2 separate regions of the Homo sapiens genome follow, and region 1 is linked to region 2. A link is a loop called in an ENCODE intact Hi-C map of the cell type or tissue named here. Cell type or tissue: ovary. All regions are shown on one strand. Links, peaks and the distances in the headings refer to the core of each region. The heading gives the core; the rest is flanking DNA.

Evidence for each region. Peaks named below come from ENCODE experiments on the same cell type or tissue, not always from the same donor. Only the 100,000 strongest peaks of a DNase experiment are listed, where the experiment ranks them.
Region 1: it touches region 2 in a loop (2.2-fold over the local background); 2 of 110 quality-filtered maps call a loop at or near these places.

Annotation. Positions count from the first base shown.
Region 1 is chr10:34,849,901-34,858,331 of GRCh38, reverse strand. No RefSeq gene overlaps it. Among named protein-coding and RNA genes, the nearest start is that of PARD3-DT, 38 kb to the right of the region's middle. In ovary, for the core only: no CTCF peak of the experiment used is centred there; a DNase peak (open chromatin) is centred at 4,161.
Region 2 is chr10:34,902,982-34,911,412 of GRCh38, reverse strand. No RefSeq gene overlaps it. Among named protein-coding and RNA genes, the nearest start is that of LINC02635, 66 kb to the left of the region's middle. In ovary, for the core only: no CTCF peak of the experiment used is centred there; no DNase peak of the experiment used is centred there.

The DNA.
Region 1 (8,431 bases), core at 205-8,204, 53 kb after region 2:
TACAGAATGACTTGTCTGAGTAAGGGGCCACGGTATAAAGCCCGCACAGTCAGTGGAGGGTGGTGAGATTCACTGCACAGACCTAGAACAGTGCGGATGCCTGACAGCAAGAGGCCCTCAGGGCAGAGCGGTGCACCGTGAGTCTGAGGGTGCAGGTGTGGGGATTGTGAAGTGCCTTTCATGTCTATCCAGTGTGTTGAGTTTTTGCCTTTTCCTGCCAGTGAGGGTGAATGGGTCAGCTATCTTTACATCTCTGCAATGTGCAGAATGTTTGGGAAGGAAATGGGACAAGATAGGAGTTCGTGTTTATTTAGGACGCTATTGCAATGCTTCCAGGGTCTCTGTTAAGGTCTGAAGGAAGACAATGGTAACCAGTATGGAGAGGAGGGTAGGTAGACTCCAAAGGTGTTTCTGGGCTAGAAATGGCAGGATCTTGCTGTGGTAGATAAAGGCGAGGAGGGAAGAGCAACAGTTTTGCAGAGGATGGTGTTGGCCAGAAGTCTGCCTGGAATTGTACTCTTGGCGATAGGGATCTGGGAATAATAAAAGCAGCAATGGTGAGAGCTGACTTTGCCCCTGATGCCATGCTCACCACTTTACCTGAGTTGTTTCATTTAATCCTTACTGTGAAACCTGTCAGGGATATGGTTATCCCCACTTAAAAGAGAAGGAGCTGAGGTACAGAAAGGGGCAGTAGCTGTCCAAATTGACACAACCGTCAGTGCCACGCTGGATCTGGGACCCATGAACACCCTGCTCGGGAGGCTGAGATGGGAGGATGACTGGAAGCCAGGAGTTTGAGACCAGCCTGAGCAATATAGTGAGACCCTGTCTCTACAAAAAACAAAACAATTGCCTGGCATGGTGGCACATGGCTGTAATCCTAGCTACCTGGGTGGCTGAGACAGGAGGATCGCTTGAGCCCAAGAGTTCAAGGTTGCAGTGAGCTACGATTGCACCACTGCACTCTGGCCTCGTGGACAGAGCAAGACCCTGTCTTGAGAAAGAAGGAAGGGAGGGAGGGAAGGAGGGAAGGAGGGAGGGAAGAAGGGAGGGAGGGAGGGAGGGAGGGAGGGAGGGAGGGAAAGTCTGAATCATTCTGGGATTTTGGAGAACAGGTTGGGCAGATCCTCTAGGGCCACCCCAGGCAAATAACTCAGCAGAAGGAAGACATCCGGCGAGAGAAAAGGGCCCGGATAGGAGGGGATGGAATATGTGCTGGAACCCTGAGCAGAGCAGGTGGTAACCGTGAAAGTCCTGCTCCATGCATGTCTCCTTAAGGCATCCTAACAGGAAAGTGAAGGGTAGAAGGCTTTGGTAGCCTCAGGAGGACCTGACTGGCTATGTCCAGGGCAGACAAGTAGGGCTGCATGTGGCCATTGTCAGAGTGTTTGGACGCTTAGGAAAAACGACATCAACGTTGGAGCAACTAAGAGGGCTCACTTCTCAAAACAGATTCATGACGCTCCTGCAGGGTTCTCTGAAACAGTGGGAAATAATTTACAAGAAGACTGGGGTTCTTTTTTTTTTTTTTTTTAAGATGGAGACTTCCTCTGTTGCCCAGGCTGGAGTGCAGTGGTGAGATCTTGGCTCACTGCAGCCTCCGCCTCCTGGGTTCAAGCGATTCTCCTGCCTCAGCCTCCCGAGCACCTGGGATTACAGGTGGTTGCCACCACACCAGGCTAATTTTTGTGTTTTTGCTTGAGACGGGATTTTGCCATGTTGGCCAGGCTGGTCTTGAACTCCTGACCTCAAGTGATCTGCCTCCCTTGGCCTCCCAAAGTGCTGGGATTACAGGCATGAGCTATCACACCCTGCCAGAAGACAGGGGTTCTTATGATGCTGCAGGTGGACAGGTCATAGACATAACACCAGGCTTTTGTCCCCCTGTTTCTTCTCAGGCAGGTGCACATTGCCTCAGCTACACAGAAAATAACAATAACAGCCAACATTTGTTGAACAATTGCTCTGCTCAGGCATGGTACTGTTGACATATATTTTTGTTTGTTTGTTTTTGAGACAAGGTCCCGCTCTGTCACCCAGGCTGGAGTGCAGCAGTGCCATCATAGCTCACTGCAGCCTCTACCTCCTGGGCACAAGCAATCCTGCCACCTCAGTCTCTCAAGCAGCTGGGACTACAGGTGTGAACCACCATGCCCAGCTAATTTTTAAATTATTTTTGTAGGAGTAGGGTCTTGCTATGTTTTCCAGGCTGGTCTCAAACTCCTGAACTCAAGCAGTCCTCCCACCTTAGCCTCTCAAAGTGCTGGGATTATAGGCATGAGCCACTACATCCAGCCAACATACATTACCTTATTGAATTCCCTAAATAACACCAAGAGGCCAATGTTAATCACTTTCCCTCCTTCACATGACAGATGGGGAGGAGAAGTGATAACCATAAGCTCTGTCTAGAGTTAAAAATTTATAAACCGGCCGGGTGTGGTGGCTCATGCCTATAATCCCAACACTTTGGGAGGCTGAGGCCGGCGAATCACAAGGTCAGGAGATTGAGACTATCCTGGCCAACATGGTGAAACCCTGTCTCTACTAAAGATACAAAAATTAGCCGGGCATGTTGGTGTGTGCCTGTAGTCTCAGTTACTCTGGAGGCTGAGGCAGAAGAATCACTTGAACCTGGGAGGCAGAGCTTGCAGTGAGCCGAGATCGCGCCACTGCACTCTAGCCTGGGTGACAAAGAAAGACCCCATCTCAAAAAAAAAAAAAAAAAAATTATAAACCAATGATCCTATAAGCCTATCATGATCACCACCTTTTCTTATTAAATGAAAATGTCCAGGCAGGGCACAGTGGCTCATGCCCGTAATCCCAGCACTTTGGGAGACCGAGGCGGACAGATCATCTGAGGTCAGGAGTTTGAGACCAGCTTGGCCAACATAGTGAAACTCTGTCTCTACTAAAAATACGAAAATGTAGGGTTAGGCACAGTGGTTCACGCCTGTAATCCCAGCACGTTGGGAGGCCGAGGTGGACAGATCTCAAGGGCAGGAGATTGAGACCATCCTGGCTAACACGGTGAAACCCCATCCCTACTAAAAATACAAAAAAATAGCCAGGCATGGTGGCACATGCCTGTAATCCCAGCTACTCGGGAGACTGAGGCAGGAGAATCTCCTGAACCCGGGAGGCAGAGGTTGCAGTGAGCCGAGATCGCACCACTGCACTCCAGCCTGGGTGACAGAGCGAGACTCCATCTCAAAAAAAAAAAAAAAAAAAAAATTAGCCAGGCATAGTGGCAGGCACCTGTAATCCCAGCTACTCGGGAGACTGAGGCAGGAGAATCTCCTGAACCCGGGAGGCAGAGGTTGCAGTGAGCCGAGATCGCACCACTGCACTCCAGCCTGGGTGACAGAGCGAGACTCCATCTCAAAAAAAAAAAAAAAAAAAAAAAATTAGCCAGGCATAGTGGCAGGCACCTGTAATCCCAGCTATTTGGGAGGCTGAGGCAAGAGAATCACTTGAACCCAGGAGGCAGAGGCTGCAGTGAGCCGAGATTATGCCACTGCCCTCTAGCCTGGGTGACAGAGAGAGACTCCATCTCAAAAATAAATAAATAAATAATAAATCAAAACGTCCAATTTGAATATATCTTAGACAAATTCTAAGCCTACTTTGAAGATGGTCAACATGTTCTTGTCTTCCTTTTCAAGCTCTAATTTTAAAGTTTGTTTTCTCAGCTGACTGGATTTGTCTTTGGGCACCCTGGAGGTGCAAAGTGACATCACCATCTGATCAGCATCTAAAAACATTTTGGCTCATTTAAAAAATAGAGATTTTGAATGTGCCCTCTTAGTTATATTTGCCCATCTGAGCATGCTGCGTGAAAACCCTGGGTAGACAGCCTGTTCTGCAATTTGTTTTTAAAACAAGCTTTTCGTCTTGCAGGCTGAGAGGATTCTGTTTAAAGGGTGTACACTGTGAATCACAGTTTCAAAGGAAGACGGCAAATATGAACCTCAGCCAAGCAATTTGTGAAGCTGGATTGCTGACAGAAATCCAGGAAGCAGCAGAAAAACAACAAACAAAAGAAGAGCTCAGGGGCTGCGTGTAACCTGGAGGAACACAGTAGGATGAGCCCCAGGATGAAACGGGTGATGTGAGGGAGCAGAGGTCTGATGAGGCAGCCTTGTCTTGAAAAGCTGAGAAGCCCAGCCTCGGGGACAGAGTGAGACTCTGTCTCCACAAAAAATTTCTTTTTTTTTTTTTTTTTTTTTTTTAAGACAGAGTCTTGCTCTGTCGCCCAGGCTGGAGTGCAGTAACGCAGTCTCAGCTCACTGCAACCTCTGCCTCCCAGGTTTAAGGGATTCTCGTGCCTCAGCCTCCCAAGTAACTGGGATTACAGGTGCCCACCACCACGCCCAGCTAATATATGTTATTTTAGTAGAGATAGGGTTTCACTATGTTGGCCAGGCTGGTCTCAAACTCCTGGCCTCAAGCACTCTGCCCGCCTTGGCTTCCCAAAGTGCTGGGATTACAGACGTTAGCCGCCACACCCAGCCTCTACAAAAATTTCTAAATGTTAGCCGGCCATGATGACACATGCCTGTAATCCCAGTTACTCGGAGGCTGAGGCAGGAGGATTCCTTGAGCTCAGGAGTTCAAGGCTGCAGTGAGCTATGATAGCACCACTGCACGCCAAAAAAAAAAAAAAAAAAAAAAAAAGAAAGAAAAAAAGAAAAAAAAAAGGAAAGAAAAGAAGCTGAGAAAGCATAGCCATTCAGAGGCTCGAGAACATTGGTGGGGGTGGTGCAGGGGGCGGGTGTGACACTTCTGCATTTGAACAAGCTGTCTTCACAGGCTCCTAATGTGTATTCAGTTACCATAAGAACAGGGAACTGAATATTTCTTCAATTAGATGCATAGGCTTTATTAAATAATATATATTTATTTAATTATTCATTTATTAAATACAAATTTTCATTAACTCAACCAATCAATACAAATCTGTCTACATGATTGTCATGTATATTATGTTCTTTTTCTCCGTAATAATAATGACTGGGTGCTGTGGCTCACGCCTGTAATCCTAACACTTTGGGAGTTGAGGAGGGAGGATCACTTGAGCACAGGAGTTTGGGACCAGCCTGGAAAACATAAGAAGACCCTGTCTCTAACAAAAAATTAGCTGGGCTTGGTGGTGCATGCCTTTAGTCCCAGCTACCTGGAGTGCTGAGGTGGTGGATCGCTTGAGCCCAGGAGGTGGAGATTGCAGTGAGCTGAGATCACATCACTGCACTCCCTGTCTCAAGTAATAATAATAGTAATAATAATAGTAATAATAATAATTGACCCTTATTGAGCTCTCTACCTTCAAAACGTATCCGGAGTGTCTCTGCTCCTCACATGAATGTAAGCTCCATGAGGGCAGGAATTTTGATCTTTTCTGTTCACTGATGTATTTACAGTACCTAAAATAGTGCCCTGCACATAGAAAATGCTCATGAAATGTTTCATGAATTAATGAATGTATGAACAAATGCATGCTGACACTTTGCCAATGAATATGTATTTTATTGATTAATCTTCATCACAATTTCATGAGGTAGGTGTTTATTATTATTTCTGTTTTACAGATGAGCAAACTGAGTCCCAGCAAAGTTCACTGGTGTGGCCAAGGTCACATGGTTGTAAGTGGCAAAGACAGAATCAAACCCAGGTGGTCTGGCTCCAGGATCCACCTCTTGGTACTGCAGCTCTTCCTGATAATACAACTGACCTTCCAGCCTCCTGTATTCACATTTAGTTTTTCCTCGATTTCCCTGTGTTTAGTTTCCTGTAATACTCTTCTAACAGGTCAAACTATTTTATACTAAAGCCTTCTTTATACGCAAAAGAAAACTTTTATTTTAAAGCATACATTATTCAATATTAATGCTCATGCCAAAGAACCTTAAATTAGTTTAGATTTTTTTTTTTAAAGGCAGGAGAGTAAAAAGATTACCTTCAGGAGAACTTTAAATTTACATTTTCTTTTAAGAGAGAATATAAGCTATTATGATATTTTTAATGAAAGTGTATTTATGCTTAAGTTTTCTCTATGCTATGATATTTTAAAAAATATTTTTATGAGACATGCTGCCTACTGCACTGACGCAACTTAACAATCATTTTTAAAAAGAAGGAAAGAAGGTAGTATGGGCTGGATGTGTTGGCTCACACCTGTAATTTGGGAGGCCGAGGTGGGTGGATCACCCAAGGTCAGGAGTTGGAGACCAGCCTGGCCAACATGATGAAACCCCATCTCTACTGAAATACAACAATTAGCCAGGTGTGGTGGCAGGTGCCTATAATCCCAGCTACTCTGGAGGCTGAGGCAGGAGAATCGCTTGAACCAGGGAGGCGGAGCTTGCAGTGAGCTGAGATCGTGCCACCGCACTCCAGCCCGGGTGACAGAGCCAGCCTCTGTCTCAAAAAAAAAAAAAAAAAAAAAAAAGGTTAGAAGATAGTATGAGGCAAAATTACCCAGGCCATAACATTACAAATATAAATTTTTAATTCTTAATTTTTATACAGCCTTAATTTTTCAGGGCAATTTTATGTATTTAAAACAATCAGAGGTCAGGCGCGGTGGCTTACGCCTGTAATCCCAGCACTTTGGGAGGCCAAGGTTGGGTGGATCACGAGGTCAGGAGTTTGAGACCAGCCTGGCCAATATGATGAAAACCCGTCTCTACTAAAAATACAAAATTAGCTGGGTGTGGTGGTGAGCACCTGTAGTCCCCGCTTCTCAGGGGGCTCAGGCAAGAGAATCGCTAGAACCCGGGAGGTGGAGGTTGCCGTGAGCCGAGATTGCACCACTGCACTCCAGCCTGGGTGACAGAGCAAGACTCCATCTGAAAAAAAAAAAAAAAAGATTAGATATATGTAAATGATAATGCGTTTAGAGATCTACAGGCTTAATAGTAAAGAGATAGATAAAAGCATATTATCTTGCCACAAATTGCAGCCTGTGATGTGCTATCCTTTTTTTTAAAAGACTTGTGGCGGGGTAAGGTGTCTCACGCCTTGTAATCCCAGCACTTTGGGAGGCCGAGGCAGGCGGACCACGAGTTCAGGAGATCGAAACCATCCTGGTTAACATGGTGAAACCCCATCTCTACTAAAAATACAAGAAAATTAGCCAGGCCTGGTGGCGGGCGCCTGTAGTCCCAGCTACTCGGGAGGCTGAGGCAGGAGAATGGCGTGAACCCGGGAGGCGGAGGTTGCAGCGGGCTGAGATTGTGCCACCGCACTCCAGCCTGGGCAGCAGAGCGAGACTCCGTCTCAAAAAAAAAGAAAAAAAAAAAAAAATTCCTCAAAACAGCTCATAATTTTAGAGCCATAGACTCTTAATAATCATCTCAGACAACCTCCCGGGTGATTCAGAAATTGTATATTTGCTAGCTCATGGCTGAATTATATTAGTAGAAAACCAAAGTTACAATGGCATTCTTAGGTTCTTTATAAAAATGTTATTTTTCCTATTGGAAAATGTTTTATGATTAACATGGAAAAATGTGGCTGTATAATTTGCGTCTATCTCAAATTTAGCTGAGTTAGTGAAAATAATCCTTAGGGAATGAGATGAAGCCTCTTTTCATTTGGACATCACTCTATTTTATGAGAACTCTCACACAATGCAAATGTGAAATCTGAATCTGATTTGAACGTGTAGGGAAATACACCATGAAATTGTCATATCCCAAAGGCCTATTCCTGTGCCACATGTGAGTTTAGAAGGATCTCTCACAGGAGAAAGCAGGTCATCTTGTACTTCAGTTTTTCAGATGATCATTTTATCATGACTCAGGCTGAATATTTTTGTGTACCTTTAGGAGGAGCCTCTTCAGCAGTTGCAGAAGGAAGGTTCTCCTTTTGTAAAAGTAGATACTTCTGGAAAAAACAAAAACAAAAACAAATTTTCTTACCAATTTTCATAAGTTTTAATTCCATCAAGTTTTCTTAAGACATTAGATTGCTATCTTTTATTTATTTTATGTCCCCTTGATTGGTCTAAGGATATAGAAGTTCTTGCAGACCTCAATTTTATTTTTTTCTTTCTTTTCTTTTCTTTTCCTTTCTTTTGTTCTTTCTTTCTTTCATTCTTTCTGTCTCTCTCTCTCTCTTTCTCCCTCTCTTTCTTTCTTTCTTTTTTTGAAGACACAGTCTTGCTCTGTTGCCCAGGCTGGAGTGCAGTGGCATGATCTTGACTCACTGCAGCCTCTGGCTCCCTGGTTCAAGCGATTCTCATACCTCAGCTTCCCAAGTAGCTGGGATTACAGGTGCTCACTACCATGGCTGGCTAATTTTTTGCACTTTTAATAGATACAGGCTTTTGCCATGTTGCCCAGGCTGATCTCAAACTCCTAAGGTCAGGCAATCTGCCCATCTTGGCCTCCCAAAGTCCCGAAGTGCTGGAATTATAGGCGTG
Region 2 (8,431 bases), core at 256-8,255:
TTATAGGCTCCCTGCTCTCTGCTTAGGTCTTGGTGGCAGAGCTAAGGGTAAATGCATCCATCTGACGGGGGGGGGGGGCGGGTGGGGGGGGGGGGCGGGTGGGCGGGGGTGGGAGGAGTGTGCTTTGTAAATTTGGAGAGTGGGCTGTGCTGCAACTGGCTTAAAGGTCTAGAAAACCAGCCAGGTACGGTGGCCCACGCCTGTAATCCCAGCATTTGGGAGGCTGAGGTGGGCAGATCACCTGAGGTCAGGAGTTCGAGACCAGCCTCACCAACATGGTGAAACCCCGTCTCTACGAAAAACACAAAAATTAGCCAGGTGTGGTGCCGCACACCTGTAATCCCAGCTACCTGGGAGGCTGAGGCAGGATAATTGCTTGAACCCAGGAGACAAAGGTTGCAATGAGCCAAGATTGCACCACTGCACTCCAGCCTGGGCGACAGAGTGAAAGTCAGTCTCAAAAAAAAGGACCAGAAAACCACTTCATCGGCTGGGAATGGTGGCTCACACCTATAATCCCAGCAATTTGGGAGGCTGAGGCGATTGGATCACTTGAGGTCAGGAGTTCAAGACCAGCCTGGCCAACATGGTGAAATCCTGTCTCTACTAAAAATACAAAAATTAGCTGGGCGTGGTGGCAGGCACCTGTAATCCCAGCTACTAGGGAGGCTTAGGCAGGAGAATTGCTTGAACCCAGGAGGCAGAGATTGCAGTGAGCCGAGATGGCACTACTGCACTCCAGCCTGGGCGACAAGCAAAACTTCGTCTCAAAACAAAAAGAAAAACAAAATGAAAACCATTTCATCTAAGAGATTCAGCTCTGAGTGATGAAGGGTTGTATGATCAAGACCAGAGAAGCATCAAAACACTTACAGCCTCAGGATGAAAATGTCATGGGGTTGCCAGGGGGTGGGCAGCAGAGTTCATTTGTAGCAGCTCCCGGGCTGCTCTGCAATGTTTTGTGGCTCAGGGCCATGTGTAGCCAAACAAAAACAAGTGTTATAGGCCTGCTGGTTTCTAGCTGAATTCACTATTCAGAAATATGGCCAGTTTTTTCCCCCTATGAGCTTCATAGTCTCCTACCACAAAGAAGCTAGCAGATTCATGGATTTGAACTGCACTGAGAAAATATAACTCTGCTGGTATTCTTGAACTTGCAGTGTTTGTCTTTAGGTTTTTTTTTTTTTTTTTTTTTTGAGATGGAGTCTCGCTGTGTAGCCCAGGCTGGAGTGCAGTGGCACGATCTCGGCTCACTGAAAGCTCTGCCTCCCAGGTTCACACCATTCTCCTGCCTTTGCCGCCCGAGTAGCTGGGACTATGGGCGCCCGCCACCACTTCTGGCTTATTTTTTGTATTTTTAGTAGAGACGGGGGTTTCACCGTGTTAGCCAGGATGGTCTCGATCTCCTGACCTCGTGATCCCCCGGCCTCAGCCTCCCAAAATGCTGGGATTACAGGTGTGAGCCACGGCACCTGGCCTTGTCTTTAGGTTTAATGTTAAACATTGAGGATACAAATTTCATTGTAAGTCAGAGACATTTTTAGCTGCCGTCCCTGCAGTTGGAGCTGACTCAGCAGACGTATGGTTTTTGATTTACTGTGCCTGGCAAAAGTTATTATACTGAGGCATGTACTTTATTATAAACTTTTCTTGTATAATAACAGACAATTTGGCCAGGCTAATTGCTAAATTAAGCTCATCCTAGTCAAGCTCAGCTGATTCATTTAAAAGGTTATTGACCATTGACATTTTTACAAGTGTTTAATCAGACTAGTAAGTACTCTTAAAATGGAAATTTTGTGACAAACACACTCTAAGCTTGATAAGTAAAAATATGCACCATAAAGCCCCACCCACCACCCACAAAAAGAAAAATTATAGCATATACATATATACACACACATCACCTTTCAGCTGAAATCCTATAATTTGTTACATATGATTATAGAACAAGAACAAATAAGAAAATGGTTCAGGCTCTGATGAAATTTTAATAATAAAGTATGTTAGAGTGGCCTGTAGCATGTTTAAATAAAGCTTAAAAGAAAATCACTCTGCCCTGATAGGTAATAAATGTAGAAACACACACCCTTGGCTGGGAGTGGTGGCTCACCCCTGTAATCCCAGCACTTTGGGAGGCCAAGGTAGGGGCAGATGACCTGAGGTTGGGAGTTCACGATCAGCCTGGCCAACATGGTGAGACCCTGTCTCTACTGAAAATAATTAGCCGGGCACGGTGGCAGATGCCTGTAGTCCCAGCTACTAGGGAAGCTGAGGCAGGAGAACCGCTTGAACTCAGGAGGTGGATGCTGCAGTGAGCCGAGATCGAGCCACTGCACTCCAGCCTGGGCGACAGAGCGAGACTTTGTCTCAAAAAAAAGAAAGAAAGAAATACACACCCTATTTTGTGTTTTCAAATGAATAAAATTCAGATGCAAAGGACTTCACCTTGAAGAGCCAAGGCCTTTTTTAGCTATCAAAGATATGGTCCTTTTGCAAGGAGATTTCAAAATCCATGCCACATATACCTGAAAAACATGAAGGCTTAATTGGCTGGTTTTCCTTATGTGATAATAAAATGATCTGTTCTCTAACCTCTCATTTTTATGCTTGGCAGGAATGTGACTGTACTCGAACCAAAAAGACATCTGCTAGCAATTTGCAGTCTCAGAGCAGCCCACGGTTTTATGGAGCTTCATCTGAAACTCTGATTCATTTTTGAAAAAGTTAGCTAATGCAAGTGGGGGTGAGGGCAGCCGGCTCCTTGCTGGGGGATCGGCAGAGGAGGAGTTGTTTCCGCCAGCCCAGGTTACAGTTCTGTGCTCTGTCTCCCAGGGTCTGTCCTGATGAACTCAGGGTTTCTGGGCTGCCCCAGAGTGGGCAGTGGTAGGTGGGAGGTGCCTGTGTTGGGCCTGAGATTTGGTGCTGAGAATTTGGTCTCCTGCTTAGCAGTCCTACTTTTCATTTAATTCAATTTTTACTCCTGTCTTACTCTGACAGATGGGTATATTCTACTTGATACAGAAAGTTTACAAACTCATAAAATTGGAACCGTACACGCATATGCACACAAGTGCACACACACACACGTGCATATGTATGCACACTCACACATGTGCATATGTATGCACACTCACACATGTACCCTGCAATTAAGGGAAAAGCAGCTCAGGCCTTGGCCTCACACAGAGAGGGCTTCCAATCCAGTTCAGTTACTCAGAGCTCTGTGACCTTAGGGAAATGAATTAACTTTCTCATTTCCTTATTTAGAAAATGAACATCATAATGCCTGCTTTGATGGAGATGACATGATATATGTAATGCTCCTGGAACAGAGGACAGTATTATTTTATATGGCCGGTGTACTTCTTCCTCCTGTCCCCCCTACTTTGTGCTATTTATTGGAAGATCTATTTTAGGTCCTGATGTTTGCACAGACCCATTCAGAGGACAGATTTGGAAATCTGGACAGATTTTCTTTTTCCTGTTGCCAGAAGGAAAACAAATGATAAGCCTGTTTTAGGTCTTACTTGTGGTGCAGTTTCCTCTCCACCTAAATATCTGCACGAGCCTACAGTGGAAAGAGATGAGCTTAGGCTGGGTGAGATTGGGAGCATTGCTTAATTGCTTTGAACTTGAGTTTGTTCAGATAGAAACCAAAGAAATTAATATCTAACTTGCAGGACCATTTCCATAAGATAAATAATATATGTAATACAAATGGTTGTTGCTTTTTACTCTCATATTGCCTAGTATTTTTTTCTCTTTTATTTTGTATTAGGAATTCAATGTGGAATCGCTTAATATTTCTTTTTCTTTCTTTCTTTCTTTTTTTTTTTTTTTGAGACAGAGTTTCGCTCTTGTTGTCCAGGCTGGAGTGCAATGGCACTATCGTGGCCCACTGCAACCTCCGCCTCCCAGGTTCAGGCGATTCCCCTGCCTCAGCCTCCCGAGTAGCTGGGACTACAGGCGCGCACCACCACGCCCAGCTAATTTTTGTATTTTTAGTAGAGACGGGGTTTCACCATGTTGGCCGGGATGGTCTGGATCTCTTGCCTCGTGATCTGCCCGCCTCGGCCTCCAAAAGTGCTGGGATTACAGGCGTGAGCCACCATGCCCAGCCTCCTAACTCTTTATAAACCAGAAAACATTTCTTAGAACTCCCTCCCCATTCCCTCTTATTTTGCATATGGCCAGAAATGGGCACAACCACGTCCCTAGATAAATCACTGCCTGGGGGAATGGAGCCATTAGAACTGGCTGAAAATGCTGAGGTTTGCCTCTGAGCCTTAGAGGAGATGTGTGGACACCATGACAAAACTAGGGCTTTCCCAGCAAAGGAGAAATTGGGGAGTGGCGGTGGCTGGCCGTGCGGCATGTGCGTCGCACCAAGTGACATGCTCCAGTTTGCTTTGGAAGCTTTTCTGTTCTTGTGAAGGTACTGATGGCCTTTCCCTGTTCCCCTTGCAGATGAAGTGGGAGTCCCTCAGTCCCTGACATTTCCCCAGCCTCACAGAGACGTGCAGAGGCCACTGATCGTGACGTGAGATCTGCCTTCAGTGGCTCCCTGTGGCCAACAGGCGGGCTGCGTCAACTGTCGGGCACCAGCCTCGTCCTCTTCGACATGCTCCGTGCATCCTGACAGGGTGGTCTGTAATTTCAGCCTCAGAGGTCAGGCTCTCACGCCCTTCCGAGTGGAGTGCCTCGGCAGCGGGTTGTTATTTCAGGACGCCGAATCAGTCTCAACACTGGGGGCCAAGACTCTTCACAAATGTGTCTTCCGGGGAAAGGTTTATCCACCAGGACGCCCCATGTGTTTGTGAATCTGACTTGGGAATCTCCGGTGAAATGAGGTCCATTTCAGTCATATCTGTTCTTATGGTTTAAACTCCGGCTAACATTTCTTTATCTCGAGTGTCTGGATGAGATGAAGGCTGTAGGGCTTACAATACATATCCAGCAACGCTAAGGCGTCTTGGAATTTTGGTGGAAAAGATGATGCGAGCCATCACGATACTCAGAGCAATTCTCCTGTCTTTTGAAAAATAGAATTTGCTTCCTGCCACAGCCCCAGGTGTCCTGATCAGATTAGAAGTACTCCAGTTTATGTCCAGCCCAGATTTTGAAAACTGATCTGCTGTGACGATCTCCTGGTTTTCTAATTTGCATGTCTCCCTGCTTCTACCCAATGTGGTGAAGGCCGCTGCAATCACCCAGCCCCATCCGAGGGAAGGCAGGGAAGGCGGATGCAGGCCTGGGCAAGTGCTCTGCAAGCTTGCTCTCTTTGTGTCCTGGATGAAGTGAGCGTCTCTCTTCTAATCCATGTAGACTCAGCATCTAGGAAGAAGCAAGAGTCGATTCTTTGTAATACAGGCTGAAAATCTCCCAATCCTTTGCTTCCTACCTTGTTTTTATCTATAAACTTGATTTTCGTTTCCTCTGAAAATTCCCCATCAAACCAAATCCTTCTCCCCTAATTCCTCCCTGCATTTAACACGATTCACCTTTGCCTGTGTGTTGTAGGATAAACAGCCCGCTGCCTCAGTGAGAAGAATGACAAACAGAATAATTTAAAAAACAACCAACTGACAAATCTGAACAAGCTTTGGTGGTGAGGACCCGATTAATTACACTTGTCCACACCCAAGCTTGGCAGAAGGGGGTGCCCTGGGAATGTCTGCAGAAGCCAACCCCGTGCCTGAGGGGTCAGGGGTCAGGGTTGACAGCCCTTCCCTGAAGCTGGATACTCCCAGCCCGGGAGTAACTCCAGCCTGAAAGAGAACTAATTGAGGATGCTTCTTCTAAAGGTAGTGACTGCTATGTTCTGTCTGCTGGGTTCCCTTTAGAGTTCATGGGATACATTCCATCCAGTTGCAGGGCAAAGAGAGGGCCTTGGGGTAACCATTAGTTCTAGGCATGGAAACCTGGGCTTACAAGCAAGTGCTCAACCGGGTGCAGCCGAAAAAGGGAGAAATCCTGGAAATACAGGATAGTCGAGTTCCTCCTGGGAGCTTGGCAGTCATGATTTAGACAACATGCACCTAAGAATATGCTGATTTTACAAATACCTCAGCTAACTTGTGGTAGAAATACCAGATACCATGTGGGTCCCCAGCTGCAGTACTAATAGGCTAGGCTGCCTATTGAAGCCATCAAAAGTCACTTACACTGTGTAATATGGGAGACGCCAAATGCTTACTAGGCCCCCCACCCCAATGTCCTTCCTCTTAACAGGACACAATACCTCTAATGCCTGAATCTTTTATTTAAAGGAGCTAAAAGTGAAGGAAGTCCACAATTAAAACACAAATATGGGCTGGGTGTGGTGGCTCATGCCTATAATCTCAGCACTTTGGGAGCCCAAGGCAGGAGAATCTCTTGAGCCCAGGAGTTTGAGACCAGCCTAGTCCACATAGCAAGACCCCATCTCTGCAAAACAAACAAAAAATACACAAATGTGTTACACCGAAGGGCATCACAGAACCCCATAATCATCCATTAAAGATCACTGGAAATGTTGTTTATCTGAGGAGGCAGCTAGTCATAGGGGGGACCTCTTGAATAAGGGCCAGGAATCTCCCAGTTTTGAAGGAAGGTTCTGGAACTCTCTGGTAGTTTCTTTCTTTTTTTTTTTTTTTTTTGAGACGGAGTCTTCCTCTGTCACCCAGGCTAGAGTGCAGTGGTGCGATCACGGCTCAGTGTGCAACCTCTGCCTCCTGGGTTCAAGTGATTCTCCTGCCTCAGCCTCCCGAGTAGCTAGGATTATAGGTATGCACCACCATGCCCAGCTAATTTTTGTATTTTTAGTAGAGATGGTGTTTCACCATGTTGACCAGGTTGGTCTTGAACTCCTGACCTCGGGTGATCCACCTGCCTCGGCCTCCCAGAGTGCTGGGATTACAGGCGTGAGCCACTGTGCCCAGTCTCTCTGGAACTTTCTGATACTATATAAAAAGAGGCAGTAGGAGCAGTGAATGGCCTTGTGCTGCCTGCTGAAGAATGAACCCACGAAGGAATGTGCATTAAGGGTGTGGTGTTGGGCAGCTATCTGGGAGAGGAACACGGCCATTGGCTGATTCCAGGTCCAGCACCCAGGGTTCACCTGAGGCAACTGGTCCATACTCGAAGTTGTGTCAGATTGCATTTTCTAAACAGTGGTCACAAAATTGTCCCCACATTATTCCCATGTAATTTTTTGAAAGTTATTTGTTTCTTATGATTTTTGCATTAATACATGAGATGCATTTGTAGTTTTCTTGGTTGAAGTGTGCCATCTCAGGTTCTGAAATCAATGTTATATTTCATAAAATAATTCAAGCATGTTCCTTCTTTTCTACATGCTAGAACAATTTACACAGAATTGAGTACTACCTGCTCTTTAAAGATATCTTAGAATGCCCCTGTGACACTAGTTGGGCATTTCTGAGGGAACTCTTTGGCAACTTTTTCTCTTTGTTGTATGAGAATCAGAATGCTTTGATTTTTTTTCTTTGGGATCCATTTTGCTAAATTATATTTTCCAAGAAAATTGTATTTTTCATCCAAGTTTTCAAATTTTACTTTCATGGAGTTGACCAAAGTATTTCCTTATGGTTGTTTTAATTTAATATAGTTTCGTGGTTTTCTCTTAGTCTTTCTTATTTTGTACATTTGCATTTTCTACTTTTTTTTTCTGTATTAAGTTAGCTAGTGCTTTTCTATTCTTTAATTCTTTTCCCCAAAGATTCAGTTTACTTCTTTTTTTTCTGTTTTCTAATTCACTAAGTTAGAAAGTTCTGTTTTTATTTTTATTAATTCATTCTTTCTACATCCCTTCAGTTTATTTTATTGTTCTTTTTCTAAGCTAGATGCTTGGTTCATTTGGTTTTTATTTATTATTTATTTAAGTATTTAAACCTATGAATTTATCTTCCACTACTACCTTAACACTATCTCATAGATTCCAAGGTGTGGAAAATGTATTGTTTTTGTTATTTTTATTTTCTAGAAGTCCTGTGATTTAGGTTAATATTATATTTTGATCCAAGAGTTAAGAAGAATTTCTTTAAATTCATATAGGATAAACTTTAAAGATGTTCAGGTGAAAAGGAATTTTTGTTATCTGTTTTTAAAAATTAATTTATCATTTTATTGCATTGTGACCAAAGAAGGCTGCCTATGCTGTTTCTATGTTCTGGAATGTATTGAGGTTTTTTTCGTGGCCTCATATGTGGTCAGTTTTCCTGAATGTTCTATTCTTGAATATTCTTGAAATAAGAATATGCTCTATGTGTAGAGAATATGTATATATATATATGAACGATCATGTTTAACATAGATTATATGAGAGTTCTATATTATTGATTTCATTTTTATTAATTTGATTTGTCATAGACTATAGAGTCAGGAATGAAACCAGCGTGATTCTGTTTCTTTCTCCTTTTGTATCCTG